Linked DNA regions of Homo sapiens: regions 2 and 3 are each linked to region 1. A link is a contact called in ENCODE Hi-C or POLR2A ChIA-PET data. All regions are on one chromosome and are shown on one strand. The core of a region is the stretch at or near the end of the contact, and the rest is flanking DNA. Distances in the headings are between cores, read along the strand shown. Region 1 holds the start of FTX (FTX transcript, XIST regulator). Region 2 holds the start of ATRX (ATRX chromatin remodeler). Region 3 holds the start of NONO (non-POU domain containing octamer binding).

Region 1 (4,598 bases), core at 1,527-4,026:
GCGTGGTGGCGGGCGCCTGTAATCCCAGCTACTCAGGAGGCTAAGACAGGAGAATCGCTTGAACCTGGGAGGCAGAGATTGCAGTGAGCCGAGATCGTGCCATTGCACTCCAGCCTGGGCCACAGAGCAAGACTGTCTCAAAAAAAAAAAAAAGTTAATGTTAAAACATTATATATACATTTTTTCTTTTTCTTTCTTTCCTTTTTTTTTTTTTTTGAGATGGAGTTTCACTCTATCACCCAGGCTGGAGGGCAGTGGCATGATCTCGGCTTACTATAACCTCTGCCTCCCAGGTTCAAGCGAGTCAGCTGCCTCAGCCTCCCGAGTAGCTGGGATTACAGGTGCCCGCCACCACGCCCAGCTAATTTTTGCATGTTTAGTAGAGACGGGGTTTCACCATGTTGGCCAGGCTGGTCTTGAACTCCTGACCTTAACTGATCTGCCTGCCTTGGCTTCCCAAAGTACTGGGATTACAGGTGCGAGCCACTGTGCTTGGCCCCCACCTCTTTTTTTTTTTTTTTTTAAATAGAGACAGGGTATTGCTATGTTGCCAAGGCTGGTTTCGAACTTGTGGTCTCAGGCAATCTTCCTGCATTGGCCTCCCAAAGTGCTGGGATTACAGGCATGAGCCACCACGCCCAGCCAAAACATTATATATTTGAACAAAAATCATAAGAGAACACAAAGATGCTTGCTATGGTTTGAATATGTCTCTCAAAGTTCATATGTTGGAAATTTGATGCCCCATGTGGTGGTGTTGGGAGGTGAGGCTTAAAGGGAGGTGTTTGAGTCATGGGGGCACCACTCTTATGAATAGCTTAATGCTATTATTGAGGGAGTGGGTTTGTTATTTCAGTAGTGGGTTCCTTATTAAAGGATGAGTTCTGGCCCCCTCTTGCGCGCACTCTCTCTTTCTCTATCTCTTTGCCCTTCCACCATGGGATGATGTAGCAGGAAAGCCACTGTCAGATGCCAGCTCCTCAGTCTTGGACTTCCCATTCTCCAGAACTGTGAGGAAATAAATTTCTGTTCTTTATAAATTGCCGAGTCTGCAGTATTTTGTTACAGTGGTACATAATGGACTAAGACAATACTAATGGGTATGAAGTTTCTTTTTGGGGTGATGAAAATATTCTAAAATTGATTGTAGTGGTGGCTGCATAATTCTGTGAATATACTAAAATCCATTGCATTGTACACTTTAAGTTGGTTAACTGTATGATATGTAAATTATATATTAATAAAACCATTAAAACAGAAAAATAACAGAGATAAGAGCATTTGTTAAAATAGTGTTGTAGAATTTGGGGTAAAATTTCTTATATTTTAACTTTTGTGTAATAATAAATGATTATTTTAATTTAGAAGAGGTTCTTTGTACCACTGAGATTTCGGCATTTCTTTTTTATTTAATGCATGCCTATTTCTCTTTTTTCTTCTTCATATGCACATTGTTGTATAATTTTTTGGGCGTATTATATAACAAATGCAAACCCATTTTTCTCTGAATAATGTTGATATAACATTCTTAAGTTAATTTGAGAGGATGGTGATGTATAAGTTTATGAGTTTTAGGATTTATGAATTTGCGGGTCTCAGTTTTTGGTATTTCCAAACTGGCTCTTTTAGAAAGCAATAAGAACCAGACACCAAAGTAAAACATAATAAAGAGAAACAAAATATTATTTTGTATTCTTTCTAGTTCACACCCAAAGAGGGATCTATTTCAGAGCCTCTTAAGTAAATAATGCCATTTCCCTCAAAATTAATATTTGAGTTCTTACAGAAGACAAGAACAGGCCTTGTAGTAAGCAGTGAAGGACATTGAATCTCATTTTTAATGTCCAGACAATACCAGGGTTGTGAATAGAAAGAAAAGAGCTTTCCATGTTGGTGGTCTACTGCCTCTTACCCCCAAATTGATTGAACACTTTTGCAGTTTTTGTTCTGGTTCCCTGTCTCTGGATCTTCCCTGTGGGTCATCATCAAAAAGGTGTTCTCTTTGCCCAAGACAGGCTGGTTGAGCTCACCCTGAGAGCTGCTTTGGAGAGGATGTGTGGAAATATTTTTTTTCTTTTTTTGAGATGGGGTCTCACTCTGTTGCCCAGGCTGGCAACATCATAGCTGGCACAATCATAGCTCACTGTAGCCTCGACTTCCTGGGCTCGAGTGATTCTTCCACCTCAGCCTTCTGAATAGCTGGGAGTACAGGTGCGCACCACCACGCCCGGCTAATTTTTGTATTTATTTGTAGAGACGGGGTTTCGCCATGTCACCCGAGCTGGTCTCGAACTCCTGAACTCAAGGGTTCCGTCCACCTCGGCCTCCCAAAGTGCTGGGATTACAGGTGTGAGCCACCGCGCCCGGGCTACAATTATTTAAAAAAAAATTTTTGCGGTAATTTTTACAAATTTCAACATCAGGCATAGGAGGAGAGGAGTAAGAGGCCCAAGAGGGCTGCAGACTGGCAGGGAAAGTGAAGAATTGAAGGGTAGACCACTAACGATAGCAGAGGAAATAAAGGTAGATGGTGGGCTAAGAATAATGGGAGAGGGATTGACGAAAGAAGTATGGGCTGAGGGAGGGATGATGGTGGAGGCCAGTGTGACCGAGGGGAGGGGAAAGGTGGAAGAAGCAGAGTGGGATAGCGTCCTGGGAAAGAAGTGAAGGAGGTCGGTGGACCGCTAAGGGTTAGACTCCTAGAGGCTGGAGAGCGGCGCGTGGGGGAGGCGGGGCGCGGAGGGGGGGTTAAGGGGCGTTAGCAGCGCATGCGCTGGAAGCACACTGCGGCGATTCTGGAGAGGTTGTCCTTTTCTGGCATCAGCGTTGCGGCTCGAGGCAAAGCTGGTCCTGTGCCTGCTGTCCATTGCCGCTAAGGCCTGCTGCTGCCATTCAGGCGTGTCTCTCTCTCTCTCTCTCTTTCATGCCGCTCTCTCCACCCCATCTTGGGACGGCCAGCTCTAAGAATTCCTGCTACGACACTGAATTCAACCAGGAGGTAAAGGAACGATGTAGGGGAAGAACAGAACATGGAGGGCGGCGGAGGGAACTTGGGCCAGGAAGATCCTTAATTTGTGCATTTTTCCAGTTCACGGGAGGAAAAAATGGAATACGTTACAGGCCCCAGTTTTCCAAAAGGATGTTGAGCATTTGCTTCCCATTGTGAAAGGAATGCGGGTTCCTTTCCTCTAACTAGAGTCAAGGCACCTGAGCATCGGTGTTTTCCATAATGTTCCCTGTTTAAAACATTTGTGGTTCGTCATTTGTAGCAGATGTATTTAAAGGGCGAGGCCTTAGGATTATGTTCATCCGATGGTTTGTGAAAGTTTTCCTTGCCTTTGTTCAGGTTGACCGGTCTTATGTGAATCCTGGGGTACTCTAGCCCCCTCCCTTGGAGTTGGGACCGATTCCATCTAGATCTGGGATTCACTCTGATCACCTGCAACGCCTTCTTTCCCCGATTCAACTTCCCTAGTTTATCGCATCTACTCGCATTAGGGAAGGCTGGTAATGGCTCTCCTTGGGCACTGGGGCAGAATTGTGGCGAGAAACACGTCCAGATAGCATCAGGCATGCATACTGTATACAAATGGGAGCAAGAAGAGAGAGGACTATCGCGGTGCGCAGGGTATTTGAGAGGCTGGATGAGGAGGCGCGGCGCCGAGGGGCGGCGCTCAAGCTTACAGTATTTGAGAAGACCTGAGTTAAGGGGACGGGCTCCAGTGGGGCGGGGGTGGGGAGAGGGAGGCACGCATGCGCAAGGCTTGAATGGCGTCGGGGTTGGAGGGTTGGAAGGTCGGGAAGTGAAGGACTCGCAGGCATATTTAACAACGCAAAGTTGCTAGGAGTTGGTACCAGCGTTTGGGAGGTAGAGGTGGCGCTCATGCATATTTGAGACAACATCTGGATGGTTGGGGAGAACGGTAAGGAGGAAGCGGCGCGCATGCGTATTTCAGACGGAGTGCCGGGGAGGGGAGGCGCTCAGCATTCGGGTAATTAAGGTTGCAAAATGGCGAGGGGGGAGGTAAGCTGTCTTTGCTTGGCCATCTTGGGCTAGCAGGCCTTGCAGAGAACTACCTTTTTAGCTGAGTGAAGGGATCAACCTGAGTTGGAGTTCTCCTATGCTGTGGCCAGATCCACTAGAAATTAACCCAGAATCTTAGCCTCTCAGTGGCCTATCGGTAAGTGGGTACAAAAATGAGGAGGCGATGATGACTCTGCAAAAGGTTGCGGCAGCTGGCGGTGCGTAGGAAATGCGTAAAAAGGGAGCACTTGGAGACAGGCCACATTTGGGCAGTACGCATTCGGAGGGCTCTCTGGCTTTCCGATCTTGGGTCGCTGTACTTGGCTCTGAATACAGTCACCCCATCAGAGTAGCAAAACACTGTGGTTGTAGTGTGAGAATCCAATGTTAATGTTGGCCGAAAGCTCTTGATTTTCTTCCCTGAGAACATAGGCGTGAGGATTTGGATGTGTTTCCAAATGCTTGTTACTCTTTGCCGTAAACCTGGAATTTGGACCTATGGCTGCCTGGGACTCATACTGTCGTGGAGAAAGATTGAAAAGTAGTTAATGGCAGTGGTGGTATGAAGGTAACC
Region 2 (4,598 bases), core at 1,222-3,721, 3.5 Mb before region 1:
AGCCGAGATCATGCCACTGCGCTCCAGCCTGCAGCCTGGGCTACAAGAGCGAGACTCCATCTCAAAAACAAAACAAAACAAAACAAAACAAAAACAAATTGTGATTATAGTTTTATTATTAAGTTTCTTTTGTGAGACTTGTCATTTAAAGCTGTTTAGTGTTGAGAAGTCTCTCAGCAACAGCTAGTTTCTACCTTAATAATTTCAATTCATTTAAAAATAATGTGAGGCAGGAGAATAGGGTTTGGAGGCAGGGAACCTAAGGCTGAGTAAAGTTGACTTCCTAGAACTGAATCAAAAGGAAAACCCCAACTTTCCACACCTAAGTAACAAAAAGACTACTCCCTTTGCAAATCCTCTTCCTTTTCCGCTTGGCAGATGGAAAACTGAAAGTATCTCTGATTGGTTGCAGAAAGCAGATGTTTGTATAGCAGTGTAACTTTGTAACTTCACTTTAGCCTCTGATTGGTTGCTGTCCACAACCAATTAGATGCTTGCATAGGGTGTGACCCTTGTAACTTCACTTTAGCCTCTGATTGCGGGCCACTACTTTATTTACATAGGGTGTACACCAAGTAACCAATGGAAAACCTCTAGAGAGTATTTAAATCCCAGAAAATTCTGTAATGGGGGTCTTGAGCCCCTGTGCTCTGGCAGCTCCTGCAGTCTTGTGGAGTGTACTTTCATTTTCAACGTGTCTCTGCTTTTGTTGCTTCATTCTTTCCTTGCTTTGTGCATTTTGTCCAATTCCTTGTTCGAAACGCCAATAACCTGGTAACATGTTGACTATTTACTATTTTTCTCATAGTGAAGTCAGTTGAACAGCAAGCACATTTCTGTGCTGCCTTGTGATGGAGTACATCATTCAAATTCACTGCATTTACCAAGGAGAAAAAAATGACTCCTGTAAATTGTATGTTGAAATGATATTTAATGTGTACAAGACAAAATCAGTATAGCAGGTACAGAGGTCTGGTTTCTATAATTGCCAACTGAACTCAAACATTTGAAAGATATAATTGCAATGTGTACAGGCGTCTGTTGATTAAAAAGTTGCCTGAGGCCAGGCGCGGTGGCTCACCCCTGTAACTCCAGCACTTTGGGAGGTCGAGGTTGGAGGATGGCTTGAGCTTAGATGTTTGAGACCAGCCTGGGCAACAGACAGACCTACCTCATCTATACCAATACATAAATACATAATTAGCTGGGCTTGATGGCACGCGCCTGCAGTCCCAGCTGCTTGAGAGGCTGAGGTGGGAGGATTGCTTGAGCCTAGGAGGTCGAGGCTGCAGTGAACTGCGTCACGCCACTGCACTCCAGCCTGGGTGACAGAGCTAGACCCTGTCTCAGAAAAAAAAAAAAAAAAAGTTGCCTGAGCCTATCAGATTTTCAAAGTGTTTCATTCAAAAAAGGCTCCCCTCTTGCTATCCCAGTAGAAAGCAGCAACCCTGTCACCTAACCCCGACAGGAGCTCTTGCATATTTCAAGAAAAATAAATAGAATGAACTAAAGCATGCATGGCAGAATAAATTTGGAAATAAATTTCGAAGCGATTAGATTTTAGAGGACTTGTTTGTGATTAGCAGAGATTACCAATGTAAAATCAAATTATAGATCATAAAAGCGGGAAAGGCATTTACAGATCATCCAGCCAAGCTTCCTCTGTAATGAGAAGGAAGCAGATCTAAATTGATTGGTTTGTGAGCTAAACATCACATCAAATTGGGGAAATGGCCCGTGTGTGTGTGTGTGTGTGTGTGTGTGTGTGTGTGTGTGTGTGTATTCTAAGAGACACTTTATTCAATATGGAAAGAATTTTATGCAGCGTTCAAGTTGGTCTTATGTCGTCTGCACACATATACATATATATAAGTATATTATACACATATACATTTCCAAGCATGTTGGTGTGCCAAATATTATGTATAAAACATCTAGGAAAGCAAATAACTTGATGATAGCCTAGCATATAGGAAAGAAAATACTTACATAGGATGGCCATACAGATTAGTGGTTAAGAGTGTCTGGTGAATCTCGGCTCCACTACTGTGGGACTTTGTGTCTTGGTTTCCTCATCTGGAAAATGTAGGTTTGTCTACCTCAGAGAGTGTAAAGATTAAATGAGATAACCCGGATAAAGGATTAGTGTAGTGCCGAGCATATAGTAAACTCTCAATAAATGTAGGTTGCTGTTATTACTTCGTTAATATGTCAAAGAAAAAAGAGGTTGGACCAAAAGAGCATTTTCAAAATAAAGTCAAACTATGTCACTAGCACTTTCAGGTCAATTGGGACTAAATTGGACCCCCTGCGAAAAGGTGGAGGGGATCAAATGACGTCGACCGCCTTAGCAACAGGCCCCCAAAGAAGGTGAATTTCCGTAGCCAATAAGACTCTGTGCTTTGGAGGAGGTAGCCAATGGCTGACGGAAAGAGAAAGAGGGAGGACGCGCCAATTCTCCTGCCTGAGCCTCGGCCCAACAAAATGGCGGCGGCAGCGGTGTCGCTTTGTTTCCGCGGCTCCTGCGGCGGTGGCAGTGGTAGCGGCCTTTGAGCTGTGGGGAGGTTCCAGCAGCAGCTACAGTGACGACTAAGACTCCAGTGCATTTCTATCGTAACCGGGCGCGGGGGAGCGCAGATCGGCGCCCAGCAATCACAGAAGCCGACAAGGCGTTCAAGCGAAAACATGACCGCTGAGCCCATGAGGTAAAACGCAACCCCGTCTCATGGGCCCCAGCGGTCTGGGCCCAGGCACCGTCTGAGTCGGGTGTTTGGGAAGGCGTTCGCTTGGTGGGTTAGGCCTGTGTGTTGCTTAGCCGAAAGAGGCATCGTTTTCTCTTTAGGTGAGAAGGGTTTCGGGGTATCGGCGCAAGGCTCCGACGGGGGTGGGGGTGGGGATGGGGTGGGGGGAGGTGGGGGGGGCGCGGCCTAGGGTATGGGGCGCTTCTTGCAATCTCCCCTAAACGGTGACGCTTGGTCGGGCTCCTCTGTTTATTCTTTGGTGCCTGTGGGATTGAGACCTCGAAGTCGGAGGCGGTCTTTGGTATCCCGGTCATTTTTGCTAATCTTTGGGCCTAGAAACTGCGTGGGGAAGAAGCGGGGGGAGGGTGAGAAGAGGGGGAGGGGTGGGCGGGCGCGAGGATGTGAGATCCCAGGACGACTTAGAGGCGTTTAGGTTGCTGGAGATGGGAAGCACCCGGGCCCTGCGGGATTTTTTTTCTGCAGCCCCAGGAGACAAGCCTTTTTTTGATTGGGTTGTGGTGCAGTTCCAGGTATTTAGGTATCTTTTCTACTCCATATCCTGAAGGATATCCTTGGGTTTATTTCTAGGCGAGGGGGGACTTAACACAGGGTTTTGCTTCCAGAGGACCCTAGTATACTACTTTTTGTGATGTCCAGCCTTAATGGGACCTCAAGTGTTTCCCCACTTTCTGGGCAAATTTCGAGGAGTAATTAGGCCCTATCTTTATTTACTTATTTATTCCATGAAGGATGAAGGGCAGGTTAACGTGGGCTGATGCGAAGTAAGATTTATTGCAAGGGAAAATGCCTGGCAGGCCTCCTCTTAACCAATCAAGCACGTTTATTAGGTTGAAGCTGTTTTTCTGTGTGCTTCTGATTTGCCTCTTGACGGGTCTGAAAATTTGGGTAGTCAATATGAAATGTATACACTTTTACCCAGGTGGCTGGCTGGCGTTTCAGTTTGACATTTGAATTTTCATCCCACAATGTGAATTAAGTAATTTTTTTACTCGGAGATGCATCCTTGGCGTCCAGTGGCAAAATAAAATTACAAGGAGCATGGGTCAGAATTGCATTTCAAGTTGGCGAAATGTGCCTTTGAGTAACTCTTAGATTGGCATATGTTTTTAGAGCAATTTAGCTAGAATGTAGAATTGGGCAATGAGCCTATGATACGTATGTCTGTATTTCTGCATGAACAAGCAGTAGATTATATTTTCTTTACCTTGGGGAAAGATATGCTTCAGTTCTTAGATTGTAGATCTCTAGTTGTGTACACGATTGTGGCCTTGGTTTCTGAATTTGTCAGTAGGCTCAAATACAACAAATCTTTATCTGTGGGGTATTAGGCACGTAAGTGGTACCCAGTATAACTTGTTGGCCTGTAATTACCAGGCACTCATGTTCATATGCATGGATGGTGTACCTTACAGTTAAATTATGACCTCTAGATTTTACTAAGTTTCACAAAGTCTACATTTGAAACTATAGTTTGAAGTCGGATCTTCTCAGTTTCTTTAGAATGAACAAATTACGTATATAGAATTTCTGAATAGAATAATTAATTTTACACAAGGGTCAGTTTTTCTTACTAGTCTTGGATTTTTGTAGATCTTGATGATAAGAGTAATAATCATAACTAAGTTGAGTGCTTATTGTCGTTCTTTATAATCTTGATGAATTCTCAAACCTGTGAGGTAAGTACTTGGTTTTGCCCATTTTACCGATGAGGAGGAAAGTGAGACATAGATCAAGAACTTGACCGAAGTTATACAGCTTGTAATTGGTGGAGCTGGAATTGAACCCCATCTTGACTTCACAGCTTATGTTCTTAACCACAAGGCATTAATGCCCCCT
Region 3 (4,598 bases), core at 586-3,085, 3.0 Mb after region 1:
CTATCCTGTGACTCTTGCCACATAGTGCAACGTCGTTTTCTCAAAAAGTTGTAAGGATTTTAAACGCCATGAGCAGGTGTAGCAGTTTCATGGCAAATGAGATACCTTTAAAAAAAAACAACAAAAAAAGAAAATAGTGTTTTAAAAAATAAGATATAAAAGCAGGAAGTTAAAACATACAAAATCTAAAGTCCACCCTGGAAATAGTTGGGGATGGGGCAAGGTGGGCATCAGAATCAAATCTTTTCCTACTTGGGTTCCAGGTGTTAAACATCTCTCTTCCCCTGGCCCCGGAGAGGCCCAGGATGGAATGCACTAGTGAAGACTATCATAATAAAGCACCTATAACAGTGCCCACCAAGTAGCAAGTACCTTGAGAAGTATTTCTTCCTATCACCTACTTCTGATGACCACCAATATAATTTGGAAATATGTGCAGAACCCTCTTCAGAGTAATAAATTCACTGTCGCCTAAATACTGGGCCTCTGAAAAGAGAACACAGCACGAAGATCAGCAGCAAAGATTACTGTCTACTTGTGTCCCTGAGACTAATAATCCTGATGAAGAATTTTGAGAGAAAACACGTATTGCTGGTTGAGAAAGACTCTAACCACTGGGCATGCTACAGTTAAACAAATGTTTAGGTAGAGGACCAAACACTACATCACACATATCTGAAATCTAAATCTGGTATAAATTTACAAGACTGAGATGGCTGCCTGGATGGCCAGCCTGAAAGCTGTAAAATGAACTAAGGTCCTTCTCTAAGAGTTTCTTAGGACTTTTCATTTAATAACAAGGAAGGTGGACAAGGACACAGTATAAATATAACCAGGGCCCCCCCACTAGAGTTGCCAGATTTAGCAAATAAAATACACAACCCACAATTAAATTTGAAATTTAATTGAAAACTATGCAACATATACTTAAAAATAATTGGTTGTGTAGGTGAAATTCTAATTCAACTGGGTGCCCGGTGTTTTGTCTGGCAACCCTATCCCTTCCTTACACCTACCTCAACTTCGATTGCAGACAGCAAAGTGCCTCCCAGTTCCCTCTAACCTCGACTTCTCTGTTAAAAACACAAAGAAACGTGTCAGGTTATGGTAAGAGTTTCTCAAACTGGAAAATAAAATACTCGATGCGAAATCCATAAATTTAAGTTTCATTTTAAAAAGTGATGCTATATAAATGCGTCAAGGAGCTAGGCGGTTAGGACTTTAGAAAAAGGGCATACAGAAATCTGACTACGAAAGCGGCGGGCTCTGGATATGCAGAGGAACTTTCCAGCTAAGAGTTTTGACAAAGAAATATCGCTTGAGGGGCCCCACTTGCCCATTCTGAATTAATGGCCTCGCGGGGCCGAGAGGAGGAGCGCCCGACAAAGCGCCTCCTCCTCTAACCAACCACGACTTCAGCGATCTCTCATAATAGACCCCACACCGTCGGGCCCAGGGCGGCTCAGAGGCCGGCAACTTACTGACACGGGTAAGATTCGGAGATGAGTTGCACAAAGAAACAGGGCAGGAACGAAAATGGGGAAAGCCCGAAGCGAAGCGAGTTGAGAAAGGTGGCCCCCCGCGGGTGGGCTGAGAAGGCAGTGTGGCGGCAGAGACAAGGCCTCAAGGGGCCTCGGAAGCGCCATCCACCCTCCAAACCTAGCTTCGCCCTAGCCTCTTCCTTCGCTGATTGTTCCAAGAAATCCCACTACCCTCCCAAACAAGAACCAAGACGTCCCAAAACTCACCCTCTACCGACTGGTATCTCCTCGGAGTAACGGCGACGCTACACGGCCTCTCCCGTCCCGAGAAAAGAGCGCGCGACCGCCGGAAACGAGACGACGGAGCTCGGTGCCTGCCAAGGGGTACAAAATGGCGTTCTCGATTGGTTAGCTAAACTGCCAATCAAGGTTTAGCTCCCGAGGCGGAATCATTTTTCCGCCATTTCTTAGATTCTATTGGCTGCCGAATGCCAAAGGCTTGAGTTCGTGTGAACGACAGATGGGGACAAAGAGCGAGGCTTTGTACCTAATGCGCATGTGCAAGCGGCCTGGCGCGTGAGACGGGAAAGGAAAGGGGGAGGGGGAAAAGGAAAGGGAGAGGAGCTGGGGGTGGGGGTCGGAAGGAGAGACCTAAACGAACTGACTGAAAGACTGAAAGACCAAGTGGTGGGAGGGGGAAAGGAGAGGAGAAAAAGGGAGAGGAAAGTGGAAAGAGGGAGAGGAAGGGGAGAAAATGCGCGCGTAGGCGTGCTCGGAGCAGTCCTGCACTGCGCCTGTGCAAGAAGCAAGAGTAACAATGTCATTGTATTCAATGGAATAGATTTGGCCTTTTCCTACTGAAAAAAATGCCCCGCCATGTTTCTTTTTTCACACTTCCTTGTTAGGGCTTGCATCCTGACACCCCATACTTAATCATATTTCTAGATGCTTCTCCTGTTGCTGGGGCTACTCGGGAAACGCAACTGAAATAGTCAACTCTTTGGTCATGGTTACAGACGGGGTGGGGGAGGAGGGGGTGCATCATACCTTAGGCTCTGCGTGATTACACAGAATTGTAACCAGCACCCTCATTTCCATGGTAACCAGAAAACCTAGCAGTCCAAACATCACTATTGTTCCTATGATTTACTGAGAGATTCAACAGGTGTCATCATTGCCATGGATATATTGTAGGCCTCTAGATCAGACTGTATATTCCATAGGAGGCCTATCAGTAACTAACCTTCATTGTTTCAGTAATGCCTAACTCGCCCCGCCCCCGTGGTTAACCAAGGACTACAAGGATCAATTGATAAGTATGTGTTGTTAATTCCCATTAATTAATTCACACTCAGGGTTGCAGGGTATCCCAATGGGCACCACCTTATGTGGGGACACAATGATCTAGACTTGGGCTGTTCAATAGAACTGTGTGCAATGATGGAAAGGTCCTATGTCTGCTGTGTTCAATATGGCAGCTACTAACTATAAGTGGCCATTGAAATATGACTAATGCAACTGAGAACCTGAATTTTTAATTCCGGCTAGGTGCAGTGCTCATGCCTATAATCCCAGTACTTTGAGAGGCCGAGACGGGAGGATCGCTTAAGCCTAGGAGTTCGAGACCAGCCTGGGTAACATGGCGAAACTCCATCTCCGAAAAAAAGCAAAAATTAGCCTGTCGTGGTGGAGTGTCCCTGTAGTCCCACCTACTCAGGAGGTTAAGGTTAAGGTGGGAGGATAGCTTGAGCTCGGGAAGCAGAGGCTGCAATGAGTGGAGATCGCGCCACTGCACTCCAGCCTGCGTGACAGAGTGAGACCCCGTCTCAATTAAAAAGAAGAAGAAGAAAACTAATACTTACTCATAGAAAAAAAAAGAAAAATCAAACAATACCCAACAGTATAAAGAGAAAAGTCTTGGCCGGGTGTGGTGGCTCACGCCTGTAATCCTAGCACTTTGGGAGGCCGAGGCGGGAGGATCACGAGGTTAGGAGATCGAGACCATCCTAGCTAACATGGTGAAACCCCGTCTCTACTAAAAATACAAAAAAAAAATTAGCCGGCGTGGTGGCGGGTGCCTGTAGTCCCAGCTACTCGGGAGGCTGAGGCAGGAGAACGGTGTGAACCCAGGAGGCGGAGCTAGCAGTGAGCCAAGATTGCGCCACTGCACTCCAGCCTGGGCAATGAGTGAGACTCCGTCTCAAAAAAAAAGTCTCCCCCCCATTCATTCTCTAGAGATAGCAATTATGACCACTTTCTTGCGTTTCTATTTTCTATGTATGTACTGTTTATATTTATTTACTTAGAGACAGTCTTGCTCTGTCACCCAGGCTGGAGTGCAGTGGCACAAACACAGCTCACTGCAACCTCTGCCTTTCAGGTTCTAGCGATTCTCCCACCTCAGCTTCCTCAGTAGCTGGGACTACAGGAGTGCACAACTACGCCCACGGTGGGTTTGTATGTTTTGTAGAGACAGGGTTTCACCATATTGCCCAAACTGGTCTTAAACTCCTGGGTGTAAGGAATCCCGCCTCCACTTGGCAAAGTGCTGGGATTACAGGCATGAGCCAGGGCACCCAGTGGAGGACCACTTTTTTTTTGGCGGCGGGACGGAGTCTCGCTCTGTCGCCCAGACTGGAGTGCAGTGGTGTGATCTCGGCTCGCTGCAGCCTCTGCCTCCCAGGTTCAAGCGATTCTCCTGCCTCAGTTCCCGAGTAGCTGGGATTACAGGTGCCTGCCACCGTGCCTATGCCCAGCCAATTTTTTTTTTTTGAGACAGAGTCTTGCTCTGTCGCCCAGGCTGGAGTGCAGTGGCGCGATCTCAGCTCACTGCAAGCTCCGCCTCCCGGGTTCACGCCATTCTCCTGCCTCAGCCTCCCGAGTAGCTGGGTCTACAGGCACCTGCCACCACGCCCGGCTAACTTTTGTATTTTTAGTACAGACAGGGTTTCACCATGTTGGCCAGGCTGGTCGCAAGCTCCTACCTCAAGTGATCCGCCCACCTCGGCCTCCTAAAGTGCTAGGATTACAAGCGTGAGCCACTGTGCCTGGCCAGGACTACTTTTTAATATCAAACATTTTACAGATTGCCACATGATAGTTTTTAGTATCTGCTGA

The links. Hi-C counts contacts between places; a loop is a spot of excess contacts on that map. ChIA-PET counts read pairs that join two places held with the same protein, here RNA polymerase II (POLR2A). Pooled maps may share reads with other maps.
Region 2: a pooled map shows a loop between it and region 1 (18-fold over the local background). The contact joins the promoter of ATRX here to the promoter of FTX in region 1. A Hi-C loop is called at or near these places in 6 of 50 pooled maps.
Region 3: a loop to region 1 is called in a map of CD8-positive, alpha-beta T cell, with 36 times the contacts of the local background. The contact joins the promoter of NONO here to the promoter of FTX in region 1. A Hi-C loop is called at or near these places in 2 of 168 maps with a recorded cell type or tissue (CD4-positive, alpha-beta memory T cell and CD8-positive, alpha-beta T cell) and 6 of 50 pooled maps. POLR2A ChIA-PET finds 5 or more read pairs at or near these places in 1 of 52 experiments (MCF 10A).

Annotation. Positions count from the first base shown.
Region 1 is chrX:74,291,752-74,296,349 of GRCh38, reverse strand. It overlaps FTX (FTX transcript, XIST regulator), which reads left to right and starts at 2,776. Exons shown (of 7, transcript NR_028379.1): 1 at 2,776-2,998. LOC124905199 (a long non-coding RNA gene) reads left to right here and starts at 3,754. Exons shown (of 2, transcript XR_007068266.1): 1 at 3,754-4,592. RefSeq lists an enhancer at 3,522-4,312.
Region 2 is chrX:77,784,089-77,788,686 of GRCh38, reverse strand. ATRX (ATRX chromatin remodeler) reads left to right here and starts at 2,471. Exons shown (of 35, transcript NM_000489.6): 1 at 2,471-2,705. The coding sequence starts at 2,686. RefSeq lists enhancers at 2,398-2,587, 2,598-2,707 and a silencer at 2,808-2,857.
Region 3 is chrX:71,280,872-71,285,469 of GRCh38, reverse strand. It overlaps NONO (non-POU domain containing octamer binding), which reads right to left and starts at 1,835. Exons shown (of 12, transcript NM_007363.5): 1 at 1,749-1,835; 2 at 1,017-1,073.